2 separate regions of the Mus musculus genome follow, and region 1 is linked to region 2. The links are chromatin loops, found by intact Hi-C in ENCODE. Cell type or tissue: heart. All regions are shown on one strand. Links, peaks and the distances in the headings refer to the core of each region. The heading gives the core; the rest is flanking DNA. Region 1 has its middle 87 kb from the start of Nav3. Region 2 holds the start of Nav3 (neuron navigator 3).

The links. Hi-C counts contacts between places; a loop is a spot of excess contacts. Peaks named below come from ENCODE experiments on the same cell type or tissue, not always from the same donor. Only the 100,000 strongest peaks of a DNase experiment are listed, where the experiment ranks them.
Region 1: it touches region 2 in a loop (3.0-fold over the local background); 3 of 42 quality-filtered maps call a loop at or near these places.

Annotation. Positions count from the first base shown.
Region 1 is chr10:110,079,006-110,095,663 of GRCm38, forward strand. It overlaps a transcript of Nav3 not described here. Among named protein-coding and RNA genes, the nearest start is that of Nav3, 87 kb to the left of the region's middle. In heart, for the core only: a CTCF peak has its summit at 6,385 (motif pointing left); no DNase peak of the experiment used is centred there.
Region 2 is chr10:109,992,756-110,009,413 of GRCm38, forward strand. Nav3 (neuron navigator 3) reads right to left here and starts at 7,635. Exons shown (of 38, transcript NM_001368815.1): 1 at 7,222-7,635. The coding sequence starts at 7,464. In heart, for the core only: no CTCF peak of the experiment used is centred there; DNase peaks (open chromatin) are centred at 8,096 and 8,386.

The DNA of each region.
Region 1 (16,658 bases), core at 4,846-7,345, 84 kb after region 2:
TAAGCCACAATGATAAGCTGAGGACCTGGTGCAGACCCCTGCAGGCCTTGTGCATGTTGCCTCTGTATCTGTGACTTCATATGAGCTTTGGTCACATTGATGGAGAGAGCCTTATTTTCTTGGTGTCCTTCATCTCCTTGGGCTCATGTACTCTTTCTACTTCCTCTTCTATGAGGTGCCCTGAGCCCTGAGGGTAGGGATTTGATGGAGACATCCCTTATAGGATGGAACACAGGGCCCCCAATGGGGGAGCTAGAGAAAGTACCCCAGGAGCTGAAGGGGTTTACAACCATATAGGTGGAACAACAATATGAACTACCTAGTACCCCCTGGAGCTCATGTCTCTAGCTGCATATGTATCAAAAGATGGCCTAGTCAGCCATCATTGAGAAGAGAGGCCCCTAGGTCTTACAAACTTTATATGCCCCAGTATAGGGGATCGCCAGGGCCAAGAAGGGGAGTGGGTGGGTAGAGGAGCAGGGCAGGGGGAGGGTATAGGGAATTTTCGGGATAGTATTTGATATGTAAATAAAGAAAATATCTAATAAAATAAAATTTAAAAAAGTTTGGGATATGTAGTAATATGAATAATCTGTTTGTTACAATGAGACACAGTAAATAGATTTCACAGTCTGATTCATAGAGTAAAACATGGCTTTATGGGATTTATAGTTTTATGTCATGGAATGAATGGATAAAGCCTGTTTATTAATTATTTTTTTAACTAGCTTTAAGGTAAAAAATCTATGTGTTTCTTGTACCTCATATCAAGACTTCTGAGAAAGAAAGCAAACATGCTTCGTTCTAGGGAGCATAATGCTAAAAGGCAACATCTTAGCACCTGAACAATCTATGTGCTTCTTTTAAAATCTACATCACCAGTTGATGATCATATTTTAAGATCACCACTACACCTGAAATCTTGAAGTCTAGAATTCTTCTGGTCCACTTATGTCAGAATCTAAGAGATAACATTCCCACAGTTGTGACCTGGGAGACTAACCTTCCATTTAGAATTGAAGTTATTTCTTGTCCACTTTCCCAACAAATTTTTGCCTCCAATTTCTGTGCTATCCCAGAGTCCCCAGAGAAGGACAAGCTTATTTTTCTGACATGTCCTTCTTTGGGCTGTTGCAAGCTTTATATTATCTATTAATTATACATTTTTCATATTTAAGTATGAATACATCATAGACCTTACTCACATCCATTGCATGTCTCCCTTACAAAGTTTAGCTCATTGCTAACATTTGAGTAGGATTTGGGAGGTATTTAAGTACCATGTTTAAGTATCTTTTCTTTCTGAGAATTGTGAAATCAGGGTCTCTTCCATTCTAGACTTTGAAGTTGCAGTAGGAAGGATAAATAATGGCATTATCCACATTCAGATCAAGCCAGTGACTGAAATCTATGTATCTATGTATCTATCTATGTATCTATCTATGTATCTATCTATGTATCATGTATCTATCTATCTATCTATCTATCTATCTATCTACCATCCATCTATCTACCCATCTATTTATATCTATCTATCTATCTATCTATCTATCTATCTACCTATCTATCTCTATCTATCTATCTATCTATCTATCTATGTCTACCTATATGTATGATAAGCTTTGTGTCAACATATACAATTATTTTCTGAGCATTGCTTCTAAAGTTGAATTTGTTTTCTCTGTTACCTTCAAACTATTACTTCCTTCATCTTTATTGTGAAAATCAGAATATAAACATGGGCAATTCTGTCTATCTCTTATTCTTTCCACACAGAAACAAAATTAAGGAAGTGTGACAAAAGTAATTTTTCCTGGGTCTCCCTCCCACCTGTCTTTGGTGATAAAGCTTACTATATGTCACTGATTTCATCTGTGCTATTGAAGAAACCCCTGTTTTTTACCTGTAGCTTATGCTTCCTATACTGTTCCACCTATGGAATGTTTTATATAAAACTTGACTCCCACTCCCTGCTCAAAATGAAAAGGAAAGTGCCACACTAATCAGAATACTTTTTTTGATCAGAATCTGTAAACCTTCTCACACAAGCTCAGACACTATAGACTACATTACCTAACTGGTGAGCTGTCAGCTTGCCTCAGTGGGGCTTCAGTGAGTCTCGGATCTGACTTTATGGACATGTCTCTTTTAGCCTTTTCTTTGCTTTCTTCAGAACACTAGGTTCATGCACTACCACTGAATATGTGTCTAAGAACAAAGTCCAGCCATTTTAAGTGCTTATCCCATGAACTTTGTCAGTCCAAAGAATGTTTATACCCTTGGTCTAATCTGCTTAAATCTAAACAAACACTTGCATTGGCCTATCTGGTTCTTTTTCTACCTTCATGCCCATGGGTAAGGAGAAGACTGATAGGATGATGTGCTAGAATGAATGGGGGTGAAGTAACACAGCCTGGAAGAGTGTAACTAGAGTTCTTAAGTTAATAGATGCCTGCCATGTAACCTAGACTGCCTGGACTAGCATCCTAACTGTAACCTCGATACACTGATCTCAGAGCTTTTGTAGTCTCAGGTATAAAAGTCAGGTAATGGGAAAATGATGTCACTGACTTTGTAACTATAAAAAATGTTATAACACTTCATAGTAAGTGCTAGATAAATATATGACATGAATAAACAACATGAACTCTTCCTGTTAAGACATACCGCTGCAGCTGACCTTTGGCGATCAGTTCAGGGACCCAGGGTGGGAGGAGCAATGCATGTTTCCATCCCTCTTAGTCCTTTCCTGAGCTGTTCCTATGAAATGAGTTTCCTAATTTTGTCTGCTTATATCAGATAGCTTTCCTTCCCACAACCTCAATTTGACACACTACATGATACATGATGCCCAAAGCAGTCAAATATTTATATAAGACAATTTGGATAGCTCTGCTAAGGGTCAAAACTGGAACCAAACTTTCACTTTCTCTCTTGATGTCACTCCTCTGGGCATTTTATATAAAGATTCTTGCAGACAAAGCACCAGTTAGGCCCAGCTGCTTGAGCCTTTACTATACTGTGAGGCTGAATATTTGATTCTTCATGGTGCAGTATATTCAAACCTGAACTTTATGTTACAACTACCATAGAATCTCCTCTTCCTATAATAGTTCTAGTAAACATGATCAATCATCAAGGCCACTCACTAAATGCCTACTGCACACACATGATGAGCTAAGTTCTGATATCTAGCATATATGTAAAATATCAGGCATGATGGTGCATATCTACAACCGCAACCCTGAGGAAAATGGCAAAATGAGTGAGGAAGGGGAACCCATGAGTTATCGCTCCCGCCCACCTAACCGTGATCAGAGACCTAATGTCTCAGAGAGGTACTGTGCTTCAGGAAGTTGGACGGAGCTTAGATTAGCACAGAGTGCATAATGCAAAAGCATGAGGAACAGAGCTTAGATCCCTGTCTTAGTCAGGGTTTCTATTCCTGCACAAACATCATGACCAAGAAGCAAGTTGGGGAGGAAAGGATTTATTCGGCTTACACTTCCATACTGCTGTTCATTACCAAGGAAGTCAGGACTGGAACTCAAGCAGGTCAGAAAGCAGGAGCCGATGCAGAGGCCATGGAGGGATGTTCTTTACTGGCTTGCTTCTCCTGGCTTGCTCAGCCTGCTCTCTTATAGAACCCAAGACTACCAGCCCAGAGATGGTCCCACCCACAAGGGGCCTTTCCCCCTTGATCACTAATTGAGAAAATGCCTTACAGTTGGATCTCATGGAGGCATTTCCTCAACTGAAGCTCCTTTCTCTGTGATAACCCCAGCTGTGTCAAGTTGACACAAAACTAGCCAGTACAATCCCCAAATCCATGCAAGAGCTGGGCATGCCGATGCACACTGTAACTGCAGCCATGGAGGAGGGGTGCAGAGATGGACATATAGTCCAGCTACCATAGCTAGCCAGAGGTTCAGGGACAGAGGCTGTTTTTTTCAAATTATAGAGAGTTATGGAAGAAAATACTTGAAGGCTCTGTATTTCTCCAACATGTGAACAGATGAACGAATTGTCTTTATATGAGAACTTCTTTTGGCTTCCCTCCCTGCTTCCCTGCTCCTACAATGGATTGGGTTTCTTATTCTGATTCGGGTGAGATGTTACTTTACCAGGAAAAGCATGCCCAACTCTTCATACAAGAATAATGCTTAGTATTATGTTGAAATCTGCTTTTTGTTTTCATGCCCAAGGAAAATACTTATTAATTTATTCTCTTATCCATTCCTTGGTTTTACTTCTCCTTTATCTATACCTTGTTCCAATGGTAGAGGAACTCCTATTTATGAAAAATAGCCCAATCATTGCAGAGTACCTATCATAAATTTAGCACACATAAATATCTTTGAATAGATACGCTATTTGGCATTAAGATAGAGGATAATTATGACAAGCACCTGCTCTATAGTAAACTTCAAATGGCTGTTTAAAAAGATAACCAGTTAAGGCTACAAGCATAAGAAAATGCACAGCACAACCATGGGCTAAAAACAAACATGTGTATACACATTATGATTCAACTATGAAAATGAATTGAAAGCATGAATGCATCAGAAAAAATTGCTCACGCCCAAGTGACCATGTTCCAATCCTAGAAGGACATCTGTAGTTTCTAGAGATGTCTAAGTAGGTCCATTTTGATCTAGTGAAATCTATTTTAGGGCTCTGACCCTCAGAACTGAAATAGAGATACCTTTTCTTCAAGGCTCCTTCATGTAGTATTTTGTTACAGCAACAACAGGCAAAAGACACAGGAGAATACATCCATGTAGGACAGCTTACATGCATTTCCTTTTAAAATTCTACATGGATTCACGGGCAAGAATCCCATAACTGCCATTTTATGCTTACATCTTTGCTTCTCAGCAGAGCTCATAGAACAAGACTGCTATGTTTCTCCTTAGTACTGAGATAGATAGATAGATAGATAGATGATAGATAGATAGATAGATAGATAGATAGATAGATAGATAGATGATAGATAATAGATGATAGATAGATAGATAGATGATAGATAGATAGATAGATAGATAGATGATAGATAATAGATGATAGATAGATAGATAGATAGATAGATGATAGATAATAGATGATAGATGATAGATGAGAGATAGATGGATAGATAGATGATAGATAATAGATTGATAGATGATAGATGGATAGATAGATAGATGGATAGATAGATGGATGGATAGATAGATGATAGATAGATAGATGATTGATAGATTAATAAATAGGTAGATGATAGGTAGATAATTAGATAGATGATAGATGAATAGACAGATAGATAATGGATAGATAATATATAGATAGATGATACATTGATAGATGATAGATGATAGAAAGATAATGGATATATAATAGATATATAGATAGATAGGGTGGTAGATTTTCACAGTGAAAAATGGAGTCTCGAAAAATATTTTCTTTTATACCTTATTATAGCAATAACAAAAACATTTAAATGTACTTGATTTTGGGATCTACAGATTCTGTTGTATTTCTTAAATGGTGTTAATGGGGTAAGGCCTTCAAAAGAGAAGTATGTATTGACAGAGGTTCCTACATGTGTATTAAACATGTGTGTGTGTGTGTAGCAGTTGTGTACATGTGTGCAGGTGTGGATGCCAATATGTGCACAGTAGCAAGAGATGGCTGCTGGCTGTTCTTTCTTATTACTCTCTACCTTAGTCCTGTGAGACAGAGTCTCTCACTGGACCTGGTGCAAGGCCAGCAGCCAGAAGCCTCCAAACCCCCTCCTGCCCCATACAGTCCTGAGGGTACGTGTACCATGCCTGACTTTGTAAATGGGTGCTAGGATCCTAACTCAGCCTCTCATGCTTTCAGAGCAAGCAGTATAACCCTCAGAGCCAACCAGTGCCACGTCTAGATACTTACTTCTTGAAATTTGTAAGAGAACAGTGTTTATTTTAGATACTTACTAAAAAGATTATAAAATGTATTCATACTCTTTCTGAAGTCACATAGCATTCTAGCTCATCCGTCTACTTAAGGAGTGTAAATCCATGTATAATGATTGAAATATAAATTAGTAGCATACACAGGCTTTATTTATAGAAGTAACATAAATAAGAACTTCTCAGTACAAACCAACACCCCCCTCCCCATGACATGTACATACACTTAAATAATTCATGTTATCTCTAGTAATTTTCTGGTGAGTGGGGATTAGATTTTTGTTTTCATTTCTTCAAAGGATCAAATTTCAGTGATATCTAACAGAGAAGGGATCACCAAAAGCAAATAGGAAGAACACAACAGAACAAAAAACCAAGGGCAAATCTCCACACAGAGGCTTGCAAAGAGCACAAATTGCTTTCGTTTCCCTCTCGCGCTCCCTTGTGGCCATGTTGTGTATTGCTGAATCCTGCAAATGAAAATTACAACAAACCCCTCCTGGCATTTGAGATTTTATTTAATATGTAAACATCGTAAATATATTTAACCTCTCTACCTCCCCAATTATGAATGTTCAATACAAGCGTACTCCATAATCCAATTCATAGTTCCTTCCAGGACTGAGCATCTCTGAGTTAATTTAACTTCACAAACACTTTCCTTAGAGTTTCACAGGCACTATATACAACATGCCATCTTACCAGAATTATCTGAAAGATGAAATTTTGAGAGAAATAGACATCACTCTCCATCTTTATGTTGAGAACACTATATTTAACATCTGTGATATCTATCTAACTTTCCCGCCATCTTATATGTATATCAAGAAGTGTAACATATTTGCACGCGCGCGCACACACACACACACACACACACACACACACAAACTGAATGAGAGAACACACACAAACTGAATGAGAGAAGTATTCTGTCCATTTAGTGGTTAAAGAGAAGGGATAGTTTGTTAGGCAACTAGGAAACTCAAGAGACAAGGACTCAAATGCACATTCAATTTCAAAGAATAAATGAATGAGAGCATGTGTGTGTGTGTGTGTGTGTGTGTTGGTAAAGCATATGCAGCAAGGTCAAACATTTGGGATTTCAACAGAAGAAAGTCAAGTATTCACTGTATGAGCCACAGAAACAGAAGTGAAACTGGCAGAAAATCACAGCAATATTTGTGCCAGTGGTCAGGACTGCCAGGGAGTCCAGTTGAGAGTGTGTGGGAATCCACAAGGGGCACTGTCTCTTCGCATGACCCTACTTCATGTATAGTCAGAATTGACTGCTTGTTTGGGTTAGAAACACCTGGATGAGTGACAGGCTCCTCTGGGTGTGTCTGGAATGTCATTCCCAGAGACAAACCCATCCTGAAGCCTCTGATCTGATGCGTGGATCCACACACGGATAGAGTCACACTATGCCTGTGTTATTTGAGAGTTGGTGAAAGGTAGGAAGTATGTGTTTCCGTAGGGGAAGTAGGTCATGGAGCAGGTTGACTTAGAAGCTAAACTTTACCCTGGCCTCTTTCTGTATTCTTTCCCCTGCTTCTTCGCTACCATGGTGTAAAATGATAGTTTGTACATTTTGCCCATAGTAAATTACTGCTCTGAAACTGTGAACCCAGATGAGTCTTTGCTCTCTCCAGTCACTAGGTCTAGTATCTGGTCGCAGGAGTGCAAAAGCCTGACTAATATACCCCTTCTATACTTTCATGATCATTAACCAACCAAGAATTTATAATTTGGCTTTGCACCTGGATTTCCCGCTGGGAGAAGATATGTCAGCCAGAATATTCAAGCCATCCACAGCATCTGTCTTGATTTGAAGTTTATTTGTATGAGTGGGAAGAAGTCATGTCCATTTTGTTGAACACTGACATTTTAATAGGTACCAGAGTGCTGGGCACATAGTAGAACATTCTAAACATCTGCTCAGCTCTGTTGGTCTCAACAGCCTGCCAGCCTCCTTAAGCAACAGCTCAGCACAACCCATTCGCGAGTCAATTTCTCTTTTATTTTTCAATACCACTGAATGTAAAACTCAGCTGGCATAGTTACACAGAACTGAAAGGTCACCTGGCGTATGGTTTTGTTTATTGATAGTTACTTCAGTAAGAGGTGGGGCTAACTAATAGGAAACCAAGTGGAGGCCCAGCACAACAAGACATTTAACACACCACAGCATCTCCCAGAAGCCAGCAGTAACAACATCACTCACACATCTGGATCTTACCACTCTGCCCTGTGTCTTGCATAGAATGGGCAGTCGACCAATTATTTGTTGAAGAGTAGGGAATGCTGTTGCTCCTTCCCTAGGTGGAGAAACTGGGTGTATTTTAAAGAGTTCATCATAAAGTAGGAAGTATTGGAAGCAGGGTTGATCAGAAAGTCTGTACACATTTACCTATACCTTATCTTACTGAAGCTGTGTGCCAAGGATGAATGGCAAAGCGTAAAGACAATAACACAATTATTTTCAAATCCAGAGAGCTAACTTTAATGAATAAGATTTTGGCTAGAAAATTATTATCTCCAAACACATTTTCAAGGCACAGAAGGAAATTTCTATCAGCAATGCCACGCTATAAATATTTGGCCTAATCCAAGTTCACTTCAGATTATTCCTTTAATTGAAACTATTTCCCTATATAAACAAACGAAAAGAACAGCCTGGACTTTCTTCAAAACAATCTATACAGTCAATGACCCATATAATAACATTATTAAACAAAATTTCCTTCAGACTTTAGCAGAATTATTTTTCCCAAAATACCACAATGTATGTGTAATCAGAATACTTCCTTCTTTTAAAAAATGTTTTACAGTTAGCTTTATATTAAAAGTTATAGCTGTCAGTGGAAGAGGATGTGCCTCATTCTGCAGTGACTTGATGTCCCAGGGAGCCTAGCATCACTGTCTCCTGAGAGGCTTCATCCAGCAGCTGATGGAAACCACAGCCAAACACTAGGCTGAGCTCCAGAGTCTTGTGGAAGTGTAGGGAAGAGAACTGAGAGAGCAGGAAGAGTCAGGGACACCACAAGAGCCCTACAGAGCCCTACTAACCAGGGCCTGTGGGAGCTCACAGAGACCAAACCACCAACCAAAGACCATGTAGAGCCTGGACCTAGACCCCGCTTCATATTTGTAACAGATGTACAGCTTGGTCTTAATTTGGACCCCCTAACAACTGGGGTGGGAGCTGCCTCTGACTCATTTGCCTCCCAGTGGATCCCCTTCCCCTACCTGGTCTGCCTGGTTGGGCCTCAGTGAAGGAAAATACTCTTATTCCTCCTGTGATTTGATGTCCCAGTGAAGGGTGAGACCCAATGTGGCTTCCCCTTTGTTGAGAAGTATGGCTAAGAGGGATTTGTAAGGGTGGGGCTGGGAGGAGAGGGAGGAGGCTGTGACCAGGTTGTTAAGTCGATAAATGAATAAATAAATAAGTAAATATATAAATAGAAAAAAGCCAATAAAAAGTTACAGCTGAACATAATTATTGGCATAATGTTTGCACAGAATTATCAGCATTCTTCTACCTGATGCTTTAACACTCAACATAAGTCTACACTTTTCTTGGAAATTACAAGTACATTTATTACAAGAACACTCCATTCTTTTTTTGTTTTCCTGAACAAAGGGTAATTAAAATTCCTCTTAAACAACATATGTTAGTCACATCACAGTACACAGTGCAGCCCAAATGCAGCTGAATTCGTTTTCATGTTTTCCCTTGTCTGTAGAAACGCACTCCTACAATCAAACAAAAGAATAAACAAGAATGAGCATCATGTTGAAGAGTTGTCCGGGAGCTTCATTGTTGCCCTTCTTCAATGAAAACATTTGTGCAGCAGAAAACTGAGACAGGATGCCAGCCTTTCAACACACAAAGCACAAGCCTGGTGATGGCTGAGAGCATGACGTCATAATTCCTGGAGGTGCATGATGTCATCATTCCTGGAGGTATATTGGCCTCCTGTTTCTTACAAAAGAAAAGCCCAAACAGCCAATGTTTTCCAGGCCTGGTTAGAGCTCTTTCTCTGGGATGAGAAGAGTCCACAAAGGGACTTTCCTCAATCCATAAGCGAGGGGCTTTTAAGAAGATACACATGTGTATCACCTCTCACAAGTTTGGGAACAGTCTTGCATAGCTTTGAATTTCTCCAGGAAATCTGCAGTGTCAATCCCCACATCTCTGAGAATGGGTGAGGACTTTACGGCATTTTAAAAGTCTCAGAGTTTGGACTAATAGCTTCATTGTTTTAACATGCAGGATAAACGGAAACAGTGGTTTAGAAAAGAAAGACATAACTAAAGATGATTCTCTTCATCTGTGATTGTTCTGTGATGTTTTATCCCTTAGAAATATCTGGTATAAATGTAAATGCAAAATATCTACACAAATAATTGAATTTTAAGATTTCAGCATATCAGAAAGGAAAGTTTATATGAGTTAAAGTATAGAGCATACAGCAAAAATTTAAATATTAAACTCAAGTTTCATTACTCTGTTAAACAGAGGAAAGAAAGGATAGAAAAATTAAGCAACATTACTTTGCAGGAAATTAGTTTGCAAAAAACCAACATCCATATTTTCAGGACATATTTAGCAGCCATTACATGTAATCACTGCTCTGAATTTAGACTTTCCCTCCTCACAGTAAACCTACAAGGGTCCCGATGAACAGCTTGCCATCATCTACATCTACAAACACAAGGGCAGCATCGGAGCAATTAGATGCCTGAGCCCCAACAGCATACAGTAGGACTCTCAGTCTGGATTTGGATACTGCTCCTCCCATGTAATGCCGTTTGCTTCTCATATTACCCAAACCAACACCAACACAAACCAAGAAAAAGTCAATCTACGAGCTTATGCAGCAGGTAGTTCTGAGAGTCAAAGCTAAGGCACAAGCATGTGGGCCTGAATTCAGATCCCAGCATCCATGGAAGATACCCGGTGTGAGTGTGCATCCTTAACCCAACACTGCAGTTAGCACCAACAGGTAGACTGATGAAACTTGCTGATCAACCTAGCTGTGGATGTAGTGACAGGCCCTGTCTCAAAGGATTAAGGAATGATGGCTAGTGCAGGACACCCGTGGTCCTCCTCTAGGCTCTGCATACAACACAAGGGCACACCCACCCCCAGAGCCATGTCTGCACACATTATACACAGGTATACAACACCCAGGTGAATACACATACTCCCTTTTTCACACATACACACACACACACACAGAGAGAGAGAGAGAGAGAGAGAGTGTGAGAGAGAGAGAGAGAGAGAGAGAGTATCTTAGAAGAGATTCACATCATAGCGTATCACCAAGCTTTTCAAATTAAGAACTGATGTGTAAAACATCTCTGTTAGCAGCTGAAGAAGAGGGAAAGAAAATAGATTAATGTCAACATGCTGAGGTAGAAACTCTGAGCCTCTGTGCCCCCCTTCAATAGCACTGATTCAACAATATCAAGGAACAATTCCCTTTGTGAGAAATCCGGAATTCATTTATGAGGCTTCTCTACCATAGTGAAGCTGAAACTAGCTTAAGTGTAGCAGGGAGGAAAGTCTTAGCTGGGGTTTCTCTCCCGACTTGACAGAATAACTAGGAGAAAACTCCCAGCTCCATTCAGGGACAGGGAAAGGGAGAAGCATGGGGTTTGCAGCCAGTATTCTGGACTCGGGAAAAAGGGCCGATAGCATCAGTACTGCCTTATCCCCTACAGTTCAATGACAGGATACACACTGGGCCTTTGACAACAGAGAAGTAATAGACAGCTATAGGAAGCTTGCAAACAAACAAACAAACAAAAACATCAACAAAAATGGCAGTGCCTCAAACAGGCCAATCCTTGTAGATAAGGATTTACACCCTTATGCCTAAGGAAGATACACCAATGGGAGAGATTCGAGAGAGTCTCAGAAGTCTTCTGATCAAAAAGTAATCTCAAACTTCTAGCTGGGTGTGATGGTACATGCCTGTAATTCCAGCGCTTAGGTGAGGCAGGAGAATTAACATGATTGAGGTATCCTAAGATTCATAGAAAAACCTTTCTCCAGTAAACTTCTCTCACTCACTCAAACAAGCAAAAACAAAACAAATTGGGAGAGATACCCAGTGTTTTCATTTAAGCTGATGACAAAGCAACCAAGCAAAGCATGTAAAGAAATCAGGAAACATATCCCTACATTAGAAAAGTACAATGTAATTCACAGTTATTGAACAGATGGAAAAATATTGATAAGCCTATAAATCAAGAAACAAAGGCTAAAACTCAAACAGCATAATTGACATGATAAGTATATAGATGTTTCATAGTTTATGATGACTGTATTTCCCAAATACCTACTACACAAGTCAAAAACATAATTCATGCACTTAACTTACCTGCAATGGTTAGTGCTGATCTACAAACAGGACTAGATTGAAAGGCACCTAGAGATGTACTTAAAGCACATTTCTAAGTGTGTCCTGAGGCGACTGGATCACTGAATGGGGTTGGAGGTTTGTAACTAAATCAATTGTTGAGGGATAGATTCAAATTTTGTGTAGAATGTCAGGAGATGCTGGACCTATGAAAGGTGGGACTCACCTGAAAGAAGGTCAATTGTGGTGTGCATTTGAAGAGTGTTACTTGGTCTGACCCAGTCCCATTACTCTATCTGCTTTTCCAGGTGCCATGTGACAACTCTGTCCTATCCCATTCCATATAGATGATATACTACTGTGAACCCAGAGTGTCAAAGTCAGCCCAGCTTAGTACAAAGTCTCTCAAAAAGCAAACTAAAGGTTCACTGTTCTCTCCTTAAGTTTTATTTACCTGTATCTGGCACAGTGGAGAAAAACATGGCACAGCAGTAAATATCATACATTAGGGCACAGTGCGCTGTGGTTGGTTTATTCTCCTGATCATGTGACCAATGCAGAGGGACAGCAGACTGATATTGCTCAGAAATAGGAAGCGTAAAGGCAGGGGTAAGAGGAAACTGTTTAATACCCAAAGTCTCAACCCTGCAAGACACTAACAGCTCTAAAGATCAGCAGTATAGTGATGTACATAGTTAACAATACTGCGTTATACTCTTCAAATTTTGTTAAAATGATAGATTTTTTAATATATTTTCACAACACTTCTAAAAACAATAATAAAGGAACAAAATGAATAAGAACTTCCTTAGGCACATGGGCATGCTTAGCACCGACAGAAAGACATGTTTCATTTGTCACGAGCTGGCAAAACATAGTGTTTTCTTTCTTTTACCATGTCACCATCCTGCAATAACTATAACAGGTAATTTCCTAAAAGTGTTGTCTCGGAAGATTTGTGTTTCTAAAACAAGGCGTCTAATCTGTTCTCCAGACGGACTTTGCTTCATTCATAACTAGATTAATATTCATGAAAACCTGGTACAGTGGGATTTCTGTTCCCTTTTGCTAGATAAGAACAATAGGATTAGAAATAGTAAGTGAGAATAAGTGGTATAGGACAGGCTGATATTAGATGGACTAGTCTCCAAGACGTATATTCTTACCTAGGGTCTAAGTCAAGAGAACTGAGAATCCAGATTATCTGCCATTTGAGTGGTTGTTATGACACCAGGGTCTAAGAAACAACGTCTCTTCTATGTATGCAGTTGATAGATGTAAGTGACTTATAGTCAAAGAGTTCTATGAAATAAGAATGTAGACAAAATAATGCCTTGCTGAGCCCAACTTAACTTTTAGAAAAACTTTAGAAACAAAGAGAATTGGTGATTGTGTATGTACAAGATGTATATAATGCGTGTGTGTGTGTGTGTGTGAGTGTGTGTGTGTATAAACTATTTCTTCCTCATGAAATTATGAATTTCTAGATGGCCAAAACCACTCCTTATCCATTCTTTATGTTAGCAAACTATACTTACAAGGAGCTATATTTATTTCTAATAAAGATTTGTAACTATTTATATAATGTATTGACAACATGAAAGTGCACCTGTTGTGTAGTATAGGCAGAGAAGTAAGGAGTAGGAAAATAAAGGATGCCAATTTCAGAAGTAGATTTCTTTTCCCAAATGTGTTTAGTTATGACATCTCAAAGTGTACTTGTTATACATGAGCTTGGGATCTAAATTTCACTGATTCAAACATATCCTTACATCATGTCATATCCAGACATAAACTCAGAAAACATGAATCTCTCCTTGTTCTGTCTCTGAGAACTGATCTCACCAAAGGTATTTTGTTGAGTAGTTAAGTGCCTGTAAATTTATGTCATCACCACTGTGAATATTCAAAAAAATAAGTTTATTTTAATTTTGTTATTAAGTCAAGTCTATATAAGTGTACTTGAATAACTAAGGTACTAATAAAAGCCTTCTTGCCCTTCTGAAAATACAATACTATTTCTAGAAGCTCAAATTTAAGCAAAAACACATAAATATCATAATATTTACTTTAGACTCTTTTTACATAAAAATGTATCATTTACCTCAGGCATGGCCAAGACCCTCAATGACTATGACTACTTGAATCCCATCCCCGAAATGGTCAAAACCGTAAGGGGACCAATGCTACAGGTGTCTGTCTTACATCTAGAAAATGTAACTTCTACATGTTGGAAGTTAGGCAAGATGATTTCCGTTTTCCTTTAAAATATTTATAGTGGGCTCAGATCCATACAGCTAAGGACAATCCACTTCCAGGATGACACTGCTCTGAAATACAATGCATCAAAGTTATATTTTTATAAATAACCCATGTTCCCTTCACTCTAGGTAAAATGGCACACCGCAGAGAAATGAATATGACATGTTGCAAAAATATGACTGAGTAAGCAAAAGTTATATATATATATATATATATATATGTATATATATATATATATATATATATATATATATATGGTGTAGCTCTGGACAAGAGGTAGACTGTGATGGCTATTCTTGGTTGTCAATGACAATATTTGGAATGAACAAAAACCCACATGACTGGGCACACCTGTGACAGAGGCTTGTTTGTTTGTTTTTAGATCATTGTAATGTAGGAAGATATACTTCTAATCTGGATCTTAGTAGTAGGGAGATAAACTTTTAGTCCAGATCTTTTTAGGTGGGAAGATCCATTTTTAATCTGGGCCATATCTTCTTTGGACAGTCTATAAAATGGACATGGAAGATGTAAGCTTGCTCTGTCTCTGCCTGATTGCTCTTACTAGAGGTAGCAAATCAATCCTTTCACTGGTAGTAGAATCTACTTCTTTGGGATTCCAGCATATGCTGAAGACCATCTGAGACATCCAGTCTCACAGACTGAGAAACTACTGGATCCTTTGATTTTCATTGTTGGACTAGCTGGACCACAACTAATAAAATCCATTTCTATAAATGACAGATGATAGATAGATAGATACATAGATATTGAGATAGATTCATGCTATATATTCTGTTTCTCTAGAAAATTCTAACATATACATATAGTAATGATGATAGAGGTACTCAGATGACTGTATCAGACTCTTGGAAGAGAAAGAAAGAATAGCAAAGAGCTTCAGAAGACAGTTTCTCTCCCATTGGGAGAGTTAGAGAAATTATCCATAGACTCAGAGCAATGAGGATTTCACACAGAAGTTTCTGGTCTGTAGATGTTCCCTCCCTGTGAAGTCCTCTGTCTCACTGATTTCCTGTCTAGTCTTCTCAGGCCTCTGAATTAGCAGGACTGGCAAGCCACCAGCAGAGTCTGCCCTTCAGCTGCCCCAGACACCACACTTCACAGCAAGAAGAAAGTCAGATTCTGCTTGCAATTTCCTTTGCTGCTTAAAAGATAATTTTGTGGTCAATTCAAGGCTTGCCTCTTCTCTCAGAGTTCAAAAGTTGATGGGTCAGGACAGAAAATTAGACCAGTACTCTTTTCATTTTGACAGCTTCCTTTAAGGTCAAGGAAAGAAAAATCACAAGAATAACACTGAGGTCCTGAGAACCCCCCCCTAGACCAGTAACACACAAGCAGGGAAAGTCAGGACCAAAGCCTTGGGTAGAAGTGACTCAAGGATCCACTACCAAACTGAACACCACCAAAGTTACTCAAATGTGAAGGAAGGAAGTGACCTGGGTTTTGAAAAATGTTTTATAAGGTCCCTGGTTTGAAATAGAGTCAAGAAATATCAGAGAGCAGAAGATCTGACCAACAAAAAAAAAATTGAATAACAAAATTCTCAGAAATAATTTTTACAAACTTTGTTCAAAGGCAGCAGCAAAGATTGGTTTGTTAAACTTATTAGATGAACACGTTTCATCTCTTGCCAGGGGCTAGATGAGAGAGAGGAGGAACCCTGAGTGTGTCTAGAATTAGAGGTGATATGAAATGCCAGTTATCTAAGGTGTTGGGGCCCCATAAACATGCAAGAATGCAGAAGTGAAGAACACACTCCTTATTCTGCATATGTCAAGCATATTCCTCTAGGTCTTTGTTTGCTAGAAGTTATATAATAACACACTTATTAAATTAATCACTGAGCAACAGTTGTATAATAAATTACATTTTCAAGTTCTTTTAAGTAATTTCTACTGGCATCCATGGGAGAGAAGGGGAATATAAATCACACCCCTAACATCCATTTTCCACATGAGGGAGTTGGTACCAAAGAAGGCAAGTGGCTTCCAACATCACAGAGAACACTGGCAGATTCATACTGCAACCCATTTGCCTGCTTCTGCTCTGAAACTGTCGGGGGAGTGAGTTTCAGGGC
Region 2 (16,658 bases), core at 6,973-9,472:
TGGCTAATCATCTTTCATTTTATAAAATATCACCTTATTTCATACACTGATGAACAGTAGTCTCTCTGAAATATTCTTTTTTTTTCTCATGTTTACTTGATCAGATAAAAGACATGGTTCAAATGTAATTTTCGATATAAGTGAATAGTAAGCCAATGCCCTGTTGTCCTAGCACTTTGTTAGCATTTTTCAGCAAACCTTTACATTAGATGCATATTAATAAATGTTGACCAAGTATGTACTTTCTTTTGATATATAATTATATAATTATAATTAAAATTCTTTAATCTGTGCAACAAGCTTGTGAGTTAGTTATTACTCTTATTTTAAAAAGACTACGACTCAGGTATAAATTGATTTGCCAACATCATTTTGCTAATAAATATGTAACATTCCAGAAAGACTATTGCTAACAGAATTCAGATGTCTGCTAACTTTGTGTTCTTTTCATACATTTCAGTGTTTGGAGATAATTCTGATTGCTATAGCTGGAGAATGACAATGATTTGGTATAACGGAATGAGGAAGAAATGCTAACAAATATTCCACAATTGGCAGAATACTACTTCTCCTACCTTTGCAACAAACCCAAGCAGATCCCAATACCATTAATAGTAAGCTATTTAAATTCCTGGTCCAAAGAATTAACTGGAGTGGAAAACAATGAGCATACTCGAGAGAAATAGGATAAGGGAGGAGACACGATCAGGAAATAGAATGAAAGAAAAAAAGAGTTGCCTTTCAAAAGTGTATCACTCTGGGTATGTACCTCAGTGCATAGAGAGCAAAGCCTAGTATATCAGGAGTTCCAGCTAAATTCCCAGCTCCCCATAAGTGGGGGAGTGATGTCAGCAGCACAGGCCTATAACCCCAAATCCTCCAGATGTGACAGCTTGAGGGATCCGAACAGTTCCATCAGGACCTCTCCTTCTTGTCTCACTTCAGTTTTAGATGACATAAAGGCTGAATTACTTATGTTCTTTGAACTGGGCATAACTCTATGTCCTTGGGGGCCTAATACAATGTTCTCTTAATTATACTCCATATAGAATGTTACAAATTGAATATGGTAGCTGATGGTGTTATAACATGCCAAAGTGTTAAAACCCTGCTCAAAAATTAATGATATATCTATTGACTTCATGTGTCTATAAATAACACATTTAGTAGATGTTTTTTCAATAAAGGAAAGATGGCTTTGATACCAAAGAGAAACAATGTAACCTATTGGCAAACTGCCAAAAAATACTTGAAAAATGTCAACACAACAGACTGAGTCATATAAAGAACGTAGGAAGATTCAGCACATGTGACGGATATGACTTTTAATATAATTTTGTAGTTTAGCTAATGAGATGAAACACGTAAGGGCTTTTTAAATAACACAAAACAAAACGATAGGCCACCATTTCAGACTGTCAATGATTTTACAAGGACAATAAATGGATTACAATGAAAAAATGACTCTCCAGCCTGTAGAGAAAATGTTCAAATGTAAGCATTATTTCCACATTTTTCATTCCAGTTCTACCAACAAGACACAAGCCAATTAAAGCATCCGTAACATCTTAGCTGACAAAAGAGCTGTAACTACGAAAAGGAATGATGATGATTCTATAAACACAAATAAGAGAATGTACAAGCATAGCTTACCTAGGGGACTGCAGGCTGATCCGCAGCTGCAGGGCAGGCCAGCTCTAAAAATGCTGGCCCATGAGCAAGCCCACAGGAGCGCTGACAGCCCTCAGCACTGGCTGGGAACCTTTGCAAAGGGAAACAGCTGGAAGCCAGAGCCAGGATCTACTCAGTTGACATCTGCTGCTCTATGTCTATCTGGGGGCTACTTTTATTCATTTCTGTTTCTCATATAATCCAGTAGAGGCTATGTGTCTACTTAATCTTCTTCTCCTGATGGTTCGATATACTTAGACATAGACAAGGATTTATTTACAATTCATAGCAATGGTGTTTAATATCTGAAATATATGAAAATTTTCTACATGAACACCAAGGCTCTAGATACCCTCCCCCCCTCCCGCGGGCACATCTTTCTATCATCAAAAGTCTTCATTGTTAGTTAGTTAGTTAAGAATTAACATTTTCCACAACTGCAAACTCTTATTTTGAACCTGTTTTCTGCCATAATCTATCATTGAAAACCTGGTCAGTATCTTTACCGTTCCAAACCTCAGTTTCTTCACGTGCAAAAATAGGACAATAGTAGTGTCTACATCATCTAGCCAGTGAGAACACTAAGTAGGATGCCCGGTGAAGCACCTGGTTCGCTACCTAGCCTGTTGCAATTATAGATGATGCTCATTAGCATCAGTTCCCCTCAGCAATGACTTATCTAAATGTCCTGACCATGACCATTGGTTCCAATTGTCATGTAAGTGCCTTCTCCGTGGCTACTTAATGAGCTCACTATCCACTGATGTCATCCTGCTACTTTCTCCAGATACTACTGTCACTTTACCCACTAAACATTTTGCAACACTATTTCATTAAAAACTGCTTTCCCCCTCTGTACCCCAGTCCTACCTGCCCAGCACATAAACAACAACTTTTGAATCCTTTTGGAATTATCCATTCATATAAGATTTCTCTTATAAATCCACAAAACAAATTTTTCATTAGTAATACATATACATTTATATATCATATATTACTATATGTTATATATTAGTTATATATATATTTAAATATGAATAATATATTTATTACCAGTATATTAGTATGACATATACTAATAAAATATATTATTCATATATAAGTATATAATATACAAAATGTAATATACAATATACAATATATAATATATAGTCAGGACACTGAGGCAAGAGGCCTGCTATGATTCCCATACCAGCCTGGTATACACAATGGGTTATAGGTTATCAAAGGCTACAGAGTTAGGCCTTACCTCAAAAACAAAACAAAATCTAGGAAATAAGTAAAAATCGTACTTTGAAAAGAAGGAAATGTTCAAAGTATTATTTACATATAACATAAATAGAATATATATATGAATATGTACGTACTAAACCTGAAACTAGAGTGCCTCATCATAAGCAATTCATTTGACTGTCTTTTGTCTTAAGTATTAGACTAACTCCTTTCTAAACACATGAGGATGAAATGATTCCTCCTAAGCCATCCTTGAACTCACTGAGTAGGAACACTGAGAAAGTGATTCCTATTAGCATGGACTAAAGAACTAAACTTTCTCACATTGCTCTAGATCTTCTCAAAAGCACGTACGTTCTCTGTCATTTTACTTCCATCATGTGCACTTTTTAAAGCATTCCTTTGGCATTTGGAATGAGTTGTAAAGGTTGAGTGGTATTTGTATCATATGGTAAACCCAGAAAAGGTACGGAAATTATTTTGTGGAGAGACTGGCAGGTATAGGAAACAAAAGGTTTCTTTCTGAAATCTATCCTCAATCATCTCAAGGAAAGGCTCTAAATCAACAGTAACATCTTGGTACTGGTTTAGGGAAGAAGCCAGTAAGAGTTGAAAAGCAATGAGAGGGGTTAGAACATTCAGATTAAGTAAAAAAAAGTCTGAAAAAAGTACATCAAAGGAAAATATCAGCCCTTGACATTTTTATGGCACATTTTCCAACTCCACGTGATATATGTATATATATATATTTTTCAAAATATGAAGCACAAATGAAATCTAATAATTAAGAAAAGAGAGGCCATGAACTTGAGAGAGGACATGTGGTATATATGGGAGGGATTGGAGCAAGGAAAAGAAAGGGGGAAAATAATGTAGTTATGATAATTTCAAAACCTAAAATCAAGCAGCATCATCATCATTGTTATTATTATTATTTACAAAACTAATATGATTTCTTTAAAGATAGGAGAATTAAGCAGTCTTTTTTTCTTTTTTATTAAGGCATTTTTTATTAGACATTTTCTTCATTTACATTGCAAATTCTATCCCCAAAGCCCCCTATACCCTCCCACTGCCCTGCTCCCCAACCTACCCACTCCCTCTTCTTGGTCCTGGCATTCCTCTGTTCTGGGACATATATCTTCTCAAGACCAAGAGCCTTTCCTCCCATTGATGGCCAACTAGGCCATCCTCTGCTACATATGCAGCTAAAGACACGAGCTCGGGGGGGGGGGGGTAACTGGTTAGTTAATATCATTGTTCCTCCTATAGGGTTGCAGACCCCTTTAGCTCCTTGGGTACTTTCTCTAGCTCTAGGCCCTGTATTCCATCCAATAGATGACTGTGAGCATCAGTGCTAGACACACAGGAAGAAGACTACAGACAGGAAAGGGAAGCTGGATGGAGTTACAGGAACAGGAGGAAGGCTAGCATTCCTGAATAAAGAAATTGTAAGGCAGGGGAAAGACACTTTTGAATGCTTGATTAAGCTGCATGGAAGATGTGTTCAGTGGGTGATGGCAAAGAGACATGGGAGGGAAAGAATTTAAAATAATTTAATAACTAACAGAAAATAAATACCCAAGGGTAAGTCTACGTAGACAGGGAAAAATTCTAAATAAGAAGTGAAATAAAATCTTTAACCTCTTGCAAGACATGGGATAGGAAAGAGTAATGTGAATTATCAGACAAAGGCATCAGGGTTCAAGACTGGATGACTTGATCAGCAGCATCTATTTTAATGCAAAACAAAACAAGGGTGGAGAATTTGGGACTGAGGACTTTACTGACATGGTAAGAGATTTGTTCTCTCAAATCAGATTACAGAACTGTTTGGGGCAATGAGTAGCTGCATATTCCACATAAATGCTTTTTTAATGACAGCCATTTATTGTGGTTGCTATCCAGGATTTGCTTCTCTTAGAAATGGAACCCGTAATTTTTCGATGGGCACATAGCTGTTTAGAAGAAAGGCTGCATTTTGCAGTTTCTTCCACAGCTAGATAAGGTTTTAGAACTCTAAGAAAACCAATGGGATGCCATAAACCTTAATAAAATGGGGTTTGTCTTTTTCCTAGAATGGAACGCCATAATCCACTGAAGACAGAAGGTTTGGAGCCACTAATGGAAGGGGATAGACAAAATGGAGAGGTCCCAGCTTTCTGACATGGCCTTAGCTTCACTGCATATATCTTCAGATTTCACCACTTGAGTGAGAAACAGTCTTTCTGTTTCCCAATTGTAATGTGATATTGAATTTCCTGCTGTATTCAACCAAGTCTAACTCTGCTTAATATATCTACCTTGATCATTTCTGCTATTTTCCCTTGCTCTTTAATTCAAAATATTTTAAATATATTCCTTTATAGCACATGGAAGTACTTTAATATGCTGCAGAAGCATTCTCTATATTTGTTTGAAACTTCCTTCTTAAATCTGATAAGAGGCATAGTAAAATTATTCCCACAAGCATAATTATTCCTATAGCGCTTCATGCCATGGAGTTTAAGTGAAATATCAGATGCTGGGATTGGAGAGATGGCTCAGTGGTTAGGAGCACTGGCTCCTCTTTCAAGGGATCTGGAATCAAGTCCCAGAACCAACATGGCAGTTTACAACTCTGTAGTCCCAGTTCCAGAGGATCTGCCACCCTCACACAGATATACATGGAGGCAGAACACCAATGCACACAAAACAAAACAAGAAAAAGAAATATCAGATGCTTGGTTAAGACTTGTTGACCAAAGTGATTTACTCAAATTCTACTGAAAAAAAAAAAGTAGCCAAGTCTTAAATTAAGGCCTTTTAGCAAAGTAGAAGTTTGAGCAAACATACAAGGTAACAATCATGTTCCACAGGGAAATTTCTACCTATCTATGCACTTATATACCATCTATTAATATTTGTCTAGTTATTTATCATCTATCTACATCTAGTTATCTATCACCTATCTACATCTAGTTATCTATCACCTATCTACATCTAGTTATCTATCATATATCTAACTATCATCAATCTACCTTACCTAGTTTATATTTTCACTAGATGGAATAGTAATATTATATATTATGTATATAATTAACCATGGAATGACAAAATAGATTCTGTAGCTATTTCTTTGGACCAAAAAAAAAAAAATCACAATCAAGTAAAATAGGTACTATCCAAAGATTTTTATAGAGAAGGGGACATCTTGGCCAAGTTTAAAAACTTGAACAGAGGAAGATAATTCAAAAGATATGCTAGATAAAATGACTACCTGTCTTTTGCAATTATAGTCTTAATTTGTCCATATAAAACACTCTCGATTACTGTTTTAGCTTACACTTGCATGTAAGCAAGAAAAATATCATTATCTCCTAGTAAGTCAGAGATGAGATGATGAACCTAGAAAGCCTTACAAAGCTGGAAGCTATGTGTAATGCTACACTGCAAGTGATACTTAAGAAGGTTTAGAGCAGTGGGTCTCAACCTTCCTAGAGCTGGGACCCTTTAAGATAGTGTGTGATGCTGTGGTTACCTGCAACCATAAAATCAAGCCCTGAAAGGGGTCGCCACCCACAGGTTGAGAAACTCTGCCTTAGATGACTCTTCAGTAAAAAGTTTCTCCTGCAGGGCCACATGAGCACTCTGCCACTGGAGCAAACATTTGAAGAAGGCTCAGTACCCAAGAGCTCACAAAATACCAGAAAGTAAGTTAAAAAAAAAAAAAAAAAGAAAGAGAGAGAGAGAGAGAGAGAGAGAGAGAGAGAGAGAGAGAGAGAGAAAAGAAAACCCATGTCAGCAATAAGTAAAACGGCAGCGTTTCAATTTGTAAACAGAAATCCTGGCAAATGTGTAGTAAGAGGGACAATACTTCATTTTTTTCTGTCCACATTACAATAAAATAAGCAGCTAGCACTCAAACATTCAAATCCTGCAGATGATGTTTGGAGAAAATAGAGGACACGCACAAGGGATTTGACAGAGATTTCCTTTTAAAGGTAATGTATATGGGAGTGGACTCCCATTTGTTTATACCTGTGAATGTCACCAATGGAGCAGTATCTAGGAGTAACTATATTAATAAGTAATTACTTGTTCCATTAATAAGAATACTGGCTATCCTATACAGATATTCAGAATTTTCTTCATGACTTTTCCAACTATCCACTAAAATACAGTTTACACATTCAGTCCTCAGTCTCACATAAATCTGCCCCCTCCTTATAGCAGAGTTCCTCTAAGTATCACCATCTCCCAAAGTTCATGGTGCAACTGACAAGAAGTTTCTCTGTGTGGTTTTTTTAAAGTCTACAGTAACCTTTGGCTACTAACCTTGCTGTCTTCGATCTCCTTGGCTGTTCCCTGCAGGGCTTTCTTCTCTCCAAACTCACAGGTTGATTTTAATGTGAGCTGGCACGAAAGCATTGAGCGCTCCGGTGTAGCAAATTCCAGAGGTCTCGAGGAACAGCGCCGTGACACACTGATGCCAAGATTCGGTATCGGAAGAGCAGCGTGAACAGGCTTTGGCCCAACAGCTGGCTGTCTCAGTTTTGAGGCAACCCCAAGGACAGGCATGGCTTCTATAAAAGTATCTTTTTGTTGCCAAAGAAAATGCTCTTAACCTCAGTCTGGTAGACTCCAGCTTTAGTATTTTCAGAAGAAAGAAAGAAAAAAAACTACTAAGCAAAACTAGCAGTCATCTGGAGGAGAAAGAAAAAGAAAGAAAGAAAGAGAGAGAGAGAGAGAGAGAGAGAGAGAGAGAGAGAGAGAGAGAGAGAGAGAAAGAAAGAAAGAAAGAAAGAAAGAAAGAAAGAAAGAAAGAAAGAAAGAAAGAAAGAAAGAAAAACTCACACATACAGTAACTTTCAAACTAAGTTTCAGGAAGAGATAAACTTTTTTCTCATCTGAGAATCTGTCTTGCTAGTTCAGATTCTCTCTTCTCTCTCTCTCTCTCTCTCTCTCTCTCTCTCTCTCTCTCTCTCTCTCTCTCTCCCTCCCTCCCTCCCTCCCTCCCTCTCTCCTGTTCAGCAAGTTAGTGTCTGCAAAATAAATTCTACAAAGCCATTTCTGAAGGATTATAGAGTTCCTCACTTTGTTTTCTTCTCCCTACACCAGCAGCAGCCTGAGATTGGTCTTTGAAAGGAGAGAGGTCAGGGTGGGGGGAGGAGGGAACAAAGGAAAATCCCTTCAGTCCAGTTTCAGCCTAGTTGTCAAAGAAGCCAAAAGACCACAATAGTGGATGGCTAAGAGTTCTTCCTGACTTCAGAAATAACCAGCCTGCATTCTCTTCCTAAAGCAAAAAAAAAAAAAAAAAAAAAAAAAAAAGCAGGTCACTGTCCAAAACAAACAGCTGTTGGAAGAACTTTTAGCCCGGAAACAATTTCAGCAATGAAGCTGTTTGTCTAATTTCCAGCTATTTTTCACTCTTGACAGCCAGGAGCCACGGTGTTCATTCTGCTCCATCCCATGAAATCAGGCTAAACTGGAGAAACAGGACAGCCAGCTAAAGCAGCTGAAGCCTTCCGCAGACCTTGCCTGCTTATGTTACAAACTGCAGTAAACACAGGAAGCCAGGCATTAGATGCATGGTGATTTCTAAATGTAATGATGGCGTTCCCATTCCCAGGACAGCCATGTCCCACACAGCAGTTATGGGGCTAAGCATATTAGATGTTAGTGCAAGTAACCGCTGGAATCACATGGAATGCACACACTTAGGGTCAATACTTTGTAAAAATGTGGCAGAATAGAGACTGGCAGCAATATATATATATATCAAGAGTAAATAAAAGAAGCTATTTTGCAGAAAACTCAATAATCTTCCTAAACCTGGGGCATGTGGGACAAAACCAAGTTCAAAGTGGAGAGGTCAGCATCTTTAAACGTCCTCCCTGGGTTCCTTCCTCGGCTCACTAGACCACTCTTTTATTTATTTATTTATTTATTTATTTATTTATTTATTTATTATTAGATATTTTCTTTATATACATTTCAAATGCTATCCCGAAAGTTCCCTATACTCTCACTCTACCCTGTTCCCCTACCCACCCACTCCCACTTCTTGGCCCTGGCGTTCCCCTGTACTGAGGCATACAAAGTTTGCAAGACCAAGGGGTCTCTCTTCCCAGTGATGGCTGACTAGTCCTTCTTCTGCTATATATGCAGCTAGAGACACAGGCTCTGGGGGTACTGCTTAGTTCATATTGTTGTCCCACCTATAGGGTTGCAGACCCCTTCAGCTCCTTGTGTGCTTTCTCTAGCTTCTCCATTGGGGGCCCTGTGTTTCATCTTATAGATGACTGTGAGCATCCACTTCTGTATTTGCCAGGCACTGGCATAGCTTCATAGGAGACAGCTATAACAGGGTCCCTTCAGCAAAATCTCTCGAGATTCTTTCTTAATAAGAAACAACTATTTCCATATGTAATAATTTATCTCTGTTAGAATCCTTTGCTCTGGGACTAAAGAGTCTGGGCTCAGGAGCCTTCCGAATTTAGATCATCCTCAGTTTCTTAAATCTAAGCAGGACTTTCCTAAACACTTCGGCATTTCTCTCTTACTAACCTCTATGCTTGTCTTACAATTCACAACGTCTTCTTCATCTCCTGTCTTTTTTGTGGTTGTTGGAATTTTCAGCTTGAGTGTCTGGTTGTTTCACCTTCACACTTAAAAAAAAAAACAGTCTTCGAACTTCCTTCTGCATCTGTTTTATTGGTGAGACTAAGAAGTCAAAACAGGAACCACAATTTCTCTGATAACAAAAAAGAATTTTGATTGAGATATACTCAGGCATTAAACTGAATGTTATGAAGGCAGAGAGAGAGAGAGAGAGAGAGAGAGAGAGAGAGAGAGAGAGAGAGAGAGAGAGAGAGAGAGAGTTTAAACAATAGCTTCCCAAGCTTTAGCTCCACCTAAAGTTTTACATTTTTAAAAAAGTTTCTGAATCTCCACTCAATTCTGCTGATCCAGTTTGTAAAAACCTCTCTTTTGCAATCATGTCAGATTCTATTCTGGCTAAATAGAAGCAAGGAGGAGTGCTAGTCAGGCATACATCTTTGTCCTGAAATACAAAGTGTCCACAGGAAATCTCCCATTAGTTAGTAAAGCAGCATGTGTGTGTTACCGTATTGGGATTTTACTAGGAGTTTCTACCAATAAAATGAACTTTATTTTGTATCTTTTGTGTTTCTACTGAACAACTCCTTTTGTGCAATTAAATTTACAGAAAACTTCATACGTGCATATTATACATATATATAATATACATACCCACAGCTTCTTTCTCCTCTCACCACTACCAAGCACCCCACACACACACACACCGCCTTTCCCTACAACTTACCACATTCACCTGTTTCTAGGGACTTGGGCTTCTTTCTTTGTTCCTTTCTTATTACTGAGTTTAATCAGGGACTGTGGTACTCATTAGCTGGTACTGAAGGCAATAACTTTTCTCTCCTAGAATCTTTCAACAGCCAAGAGTTGAACAGTGAGAGATACGGCTTCCTTAGTTTCTTCCTAATCCATGTCTAACCTTTGAGGCATCCATCCATCATGTCAGGATAGGCAACTGAAGCTATTATGATTTCATGATAGCAATGTCTGCATTGTGCCTAAAAGATAGCATCTTGCAACTGTTTCTCTCTCTCTCTGTCTCCCTGTCTGTCTCTGTCTGTCTATCTGTGTCTCACTCTCTCTCTCTCTCCTTCTCTTTTTCTCTCTCTGCCTCTCCCCAACCCCCTGCCGCATCCCGCTCTTATATTCCCTTTCACACTGTACCCTTGGCCTCTGAACAGTGGTATGAATGTCATGCTTAGGCATGCTGCTTCATCTACCTCTTATTTTAGTATTTTGTTGCACAAGTTTCTGCATTCACTGTCATTCGCTGCTAAGAGAAACATCTTGGCTAAGACAGAGGCTATCATTTATCTATAGATATATCTTATGATCTCTCCAGCCTTGATTTTTTTTTTTTACTGTAGGTACATACCAGGCATAAATTTCCTCCTGTTTAAGGCCCTGAATTCAATCAGAGAGCAGTTGGTTATCTCCATAACACTTATGCAGCTACTGTACTGGTAGACATAGCTTGCCTGAGAAGTTAGTCTTGTATTTGTAGAGCCAACACCTGAGCTAGTTCTCTGATGCCCCTTTTCTCCCAGAATATTACATTGCAACCTCAGCAACTAAGAAATTATCCAGTATGGAGGACATACATTTCTAGCTTAGTTTGTTTCATTCTTCTGTGTGTGCAACCAAGATGTGAGATGCTTTCTAAGCAGAGGGACCTAGTTCTCATAGGCAACTACAAGCATAATAGCAAGAACCTGTTTTCTTTTGGTGTCTCTGGGGCCTCCCTAACCAACAATGTATATGGAGCTTCCCTGAATTTGGGATTGAGATTTTTGTCTAGGAACCTGCTGCTTCTAGAAGCAGCACTATCTAGCAATAAAGGGTTTATCCCTTTAAACTAGACTCTTTAAATTCTATTTTTGATTAATATACAAAGGACTACATTTTCATATGAGTTTTGAATACCATCCTTCATTTGACTACTCTATTTGCAGTGGCAAAAAATAGTGGAGTGAAACTACATGCCAATCAATTAATGAACTGGTAATGATATATATATGTATATGTATGTGTATGTATATAATATGATATATATATATTAAAGTGTGATATAAATATTTACTATATATCATATTACATACACACAGACATATATATATTATAAAATGATTATTTATCTGTAAAGAAATGAAATTATGAAATTTATGAAATTTCAGGCAAATAAATAGAAGTAGAAAAATAACTGTGAGGTAAAACAGGGAGAAAAGCAACACATACTTTCTCTCATATGTGGATGTGGATCCTGACTTCAAATATTTGAATTTTTGGTGTCTTATTTGGAACATATATGGAAACCAGGTACCTGGCAAAAGGTCATTGGTATTTAACTTAAGGGAGAAAGGAATAGAATACAGGTGGTATGAAAGAGAAAGGAATTCTGGGGGCAGTGAGGATGGGAGAAAGGATGTATGATTGAAAAAATATGGGGGAGGGTAACTCTTCAAAAATGATTAAAGATAGATTGTATTTTTGTATGTTTCACTTATTTAGAAAACAGATATTCTATTTATCAAATATAATCAAGATTGAAATTATATAAAGTTTGAGGAGAAATAATCCATATGCTTAAAACAAATGCATTCTTGAATGTGATTAAGTAGCATAATCATGCTTGTGTTAGGATGACACTAAATGAGGCTCTATGGTAAATTAATGGCACTCTTAATTGAAGGCTTAGTATAATACACAATCCTGCTATATACTTAGACAACTCATTGACTTTCTACTAAATGATATTTTTGCTTACTCTTTTTAACATCATAAATTGTTATTTTTAAGGGAAAAATAATCTACATTTGAAAGATTCAGTGGTAAAGTAAAACGCATACGTACTTGCTGGTACAGCATAGAAGAAATATGAATACCATGCTGAACACCAGTCAGAATTCTTGAACCATCTTTTACAAGGTAAATCAGTTCGGTGGGCTTTGCAAAATGGGAGAATGAAAATCAAACCCTCACAAGCTGTGATCTAGTCATGAAATGAACTCTATGAGAAAGTACTTCAGAATTTACAAAATATTCAACACACTGTAAATTCTGGAAAACTAATGCGTTACTGAGCTAAAGTTTGTTCATTGTCCCATGATGATTTTAAAGTGATATAGAAGAAATGTACTTTCTAAAATCCTTACATTGAAAGCAAGATAGCCCAACTAAAATAAAAATGCTTGTGGGGGAAATTATTCTAGGAATTATCACTCAAAATATATACAATTGTTACAGCAAATCACCAGCAAATGTAATATTGGTACCTTGGAAGATAATTTAGACCACCCAACAATGGAGAGTTGTGTAGAACTACTTAAAAAATAATTGAGTAGAAAAGCTGGCAAGACTTTAATTACAAAATGGTGGGAGAAATTCAGTGGGAAGGCAGACTCTGAGCCAATAGCTTTCCTTTGAAATATGAAAAGAGACTCACAAATATATAAAATTTGAAAGGAAATAAAGGTGCACGTGAAGCCAGGCAAGATTAAAACACAGGGACTTTGGTTTGTGGTTCTTAGTCTTCTTTTATAAATAGTCTTGAATTGACTCCCAATTCCTGTTGAGCACAAAGCATTCAAGATAAGAGATTTGTTTTCCCACAAAAGATTCTCCTCTTGACCTAGAATAGATTATAGGAACAATATGGATGGCTTTATGTGGCTTCACAGAGCTATGGGATGTCTACATTTAGCCTTTGTAATTAACATATTTATCAATATACAAGAACCTTAGAACTAGAACACACTGGCACTCTTAAGAATAATTAAAATGGAAAATAAAGGTGTGTATATTTTTTTAACATAATCAAAGCACCTATGCTATGTGAACATGAGAATTCTCTGAAGCAGTCTTTCTTGGAGACTTGTGCAATTATTCAGGTTGGTAACACTTGGTATATCCTCTATTAGCTTTTTGCTTTAAAGGATCTTTGCCATACTAGACAATCATATTTCATTGTGACTAAAATGTGAAGTTGAAAAGTGTAGCCACTGTCAACTGACTCTATCCCACAACATCCACCACCAAAATTAACTTTTAGGAAATCTAGTGTGTGTCTGGACTTGTCATCTCACTCCAGCCTAAAGAATTCCATTACTCTAAGAACTAGAGGGGAAAAGTCACTTGGATCCAGTTGTATTGGCACATTCATGTAGTCTTATCACATGCAAGGTCCCAGCTACACATAATGGAAAGGATAGTTTCCACTACATTAGACCTTCTCTTCAAATCCCCAAACATCAAGAAGTTAATGAACTAAAGTGATATGTACTCAGATGGCACACTGCAAAGTTCAAGATGACTTTTCTGCAATTCAGTTCAACAACCCATCACCTGGATGGAATGCCTGCTAAAACTCTATCAGACTTGACCTAATCTTCCAGAGTAAGAGTTATAATGGTAATTAAAATTTCTGATAATCATATTTTCTTTATAGAATTTAAGATGTATAGTTTACCGGATTTATCATTTGATAGCTGTGGAAATCTTTTCTTAAGCTTAACCTCTCATCATCAGATATCTATTGAATTACTTAGGAGATCTAAGAATTTGGAGGTAGGCAGATACCTATTTTATGAAATAAAAAATGTGCTAAATAAGGCTTGTAGTGAGAAAGTAGAAAGATAAAACATATACATTTTTAGAACAGCACATGGAATCCCTATTCCCTAGATACCAGTATCATCTCACGAGAATTAGTCTCTTGAGTTATGCTGCAACACTTTAACGCAGTTCCTCATGGTGTGGTGACCACTAACTATAAAATTATAATCCATGATACTTTATAACTATAATTTTCCTACTGATATGAGTTGTAATGTAAATATCTGGGTTTTCTGATGGGCTTAGACAATCCTTGTGAAAGGGTTATTTGACACCACTCCCCCAAAATAGGTCATGGCCAAAGGTTGAGAACCACTGAATTACCAGGTGGAGGTCAAGGGGCACAATACAACCAGGGTCATTGCCATTAGCTTTAAAACACTGAACACAAATGCCGAAGCATGAAATGTCCAGTGATATACACTCCTGCTCAGCTTCTCCCGGTCATATGTTGTGACAGGAAATTAGCAGGGGCTACTGGCACACCTAAAGTCAACCTTTCCAGAAGGAAAGAATCCCACTGGGCTATACCTTAATGCCAATGGTCATTTTAAAGGACAAAATTTCATGACAAATTGAAAACCATCTACATTAGAAGAAATGGCACAGAGGGTGAAAGACCCTATTTTAAATGTGTCATAAGGGACAAATTATATTTGAATCAACATAGAATCGCAATGCTAATTCGAACATGGTAATAAAATCCAATTGTCCTAATGAAATAATTCAGTGTGAGCAGCCCAATCAGCCAGAATAAGATTATGTCCCACCTCCTTTGAATTTCTCCCCAACCAGGCAGCAGCTGAAGCTCACACAAAAATCAGACATCTGAGGGGAAATGGAACACCGAAAAGCATTGAGCTTGTGCTATACTTGTGTTATATTTGAAGATAGTGCAAACTAAGATACTCCTAAGTTATAGTTTTGAAGCAAGGGTAAGGAAGATTTACTGACAGGCTAAAATATAATCCACAGGGATAAAAGATACAATAATAAAGTGCTTAACTGATTTTTTTTTTTTTTTGCAAATGAACACAATGCCTGAGAGAACTGGAAACCATCTACATGCACTCTATGGCCATATATACTCTGCTACTGATCTAGTTAATTGATCAAATAAAACCCACCAAATTCAGAAGGCCCCTTAGCTATAAACAGTAATGAAAAGCAAATGTACTAAGGTTTGGAACCACATTGTATATGGATAGTCCTAGGAGATGTGCCTTCCTCTTGCCAAGTCAAAAATACACACAGATGGAGCTGGGTCAAGTACTTTATTCAAACAAAATCACTTGGGTAATTTGGCTGATAAATTCCAGTGCTCCAATAACACAGAAGACTTATATATAGAAATCGCATTGCTAAGAAAAACTAGTATCTTTGAAGAATTATATTTGAAAGAAGTGTGTGTGTGTGTGTGTGTGTATACATATATATGTGTGTATGTATTCATACACACACAAACACAATTACATAGTTATAAAAGCTGAAAAATATAAGTTGAATAATACTAAAACAGTTTGTTCTTGAGAAATGAGGCGATGCATCATTAGATGTACAAAAGAATCGTCACTATTTTATGAAGGAACCTTTATGATACTCTCTCACTGTCAATCTGTTTATCTTAAACTACTATACTCATCAAACTAGGCTAACACAAGACAGATAATGTGGCATATATTATAACTAATTTCAATGTAGAAAGAATTATGTACAATTGAAATACAAATATAAACTTTTAACGTAATGTGCATGCCTATTACTAAAAAAAAGTTCAAATATCAAATATTTTAACTTTATTTGAAGATTTTATTTAATATCATCTGAAATGTACAATGAATAAATTATCATATAAGGAAAAATTGTGCGGGGATATCTGTTATTTTATATTTAATTATTACTATTTTGACTTTATATTTAATTATTACTATTTTGACTATATATTAAAGCTTTCATTTCCTTTAAACTGTTACTGTTTATAGACATCATGAAGAAATATTTGCTGCTATTTGTTGTCTGGATGGGATATTTGGAATACTTACCTTAATGCTAACTTTATACCTAAAGGAAAAGAGATTATGAGCGAAATTAATACCAAAAATCTTTTTTTTTTTATTTTTCCATTTTTTATTAGGTATTTAACTCATTTACATTTCCAATGCTATACCAAAAGTCCCCCATATCCACCCACCCCCACTCCCCTGCCCACCCACTCCCCCTTTTTGGCCCTGGTGTTCCCCTGTACTGGGGCATATAAAGTTTGCAAGTCCAATGAGCCTCTCTTTCCAGTGATGGCCGACTAGGCCATCTTTTGATATATATGCAGCTAGAGTCAAGAGCTCCGGGGTACTGGTTAGTTCATAATGTTGTTCCACCTATAGGGTTGCAGATCCCTTTAGCTCCTTGGCTACTTTCTCTAGCTCCTCCATTGGGAGCCCTATGATCCATCCATTAGCTGACTGTGAGCATCCACTTCTGTGTTTGCTAGGCCCCGGCATAGTCTCACAAGAGACAGCTACATCTGGGTCCTTTCACTAAAATCT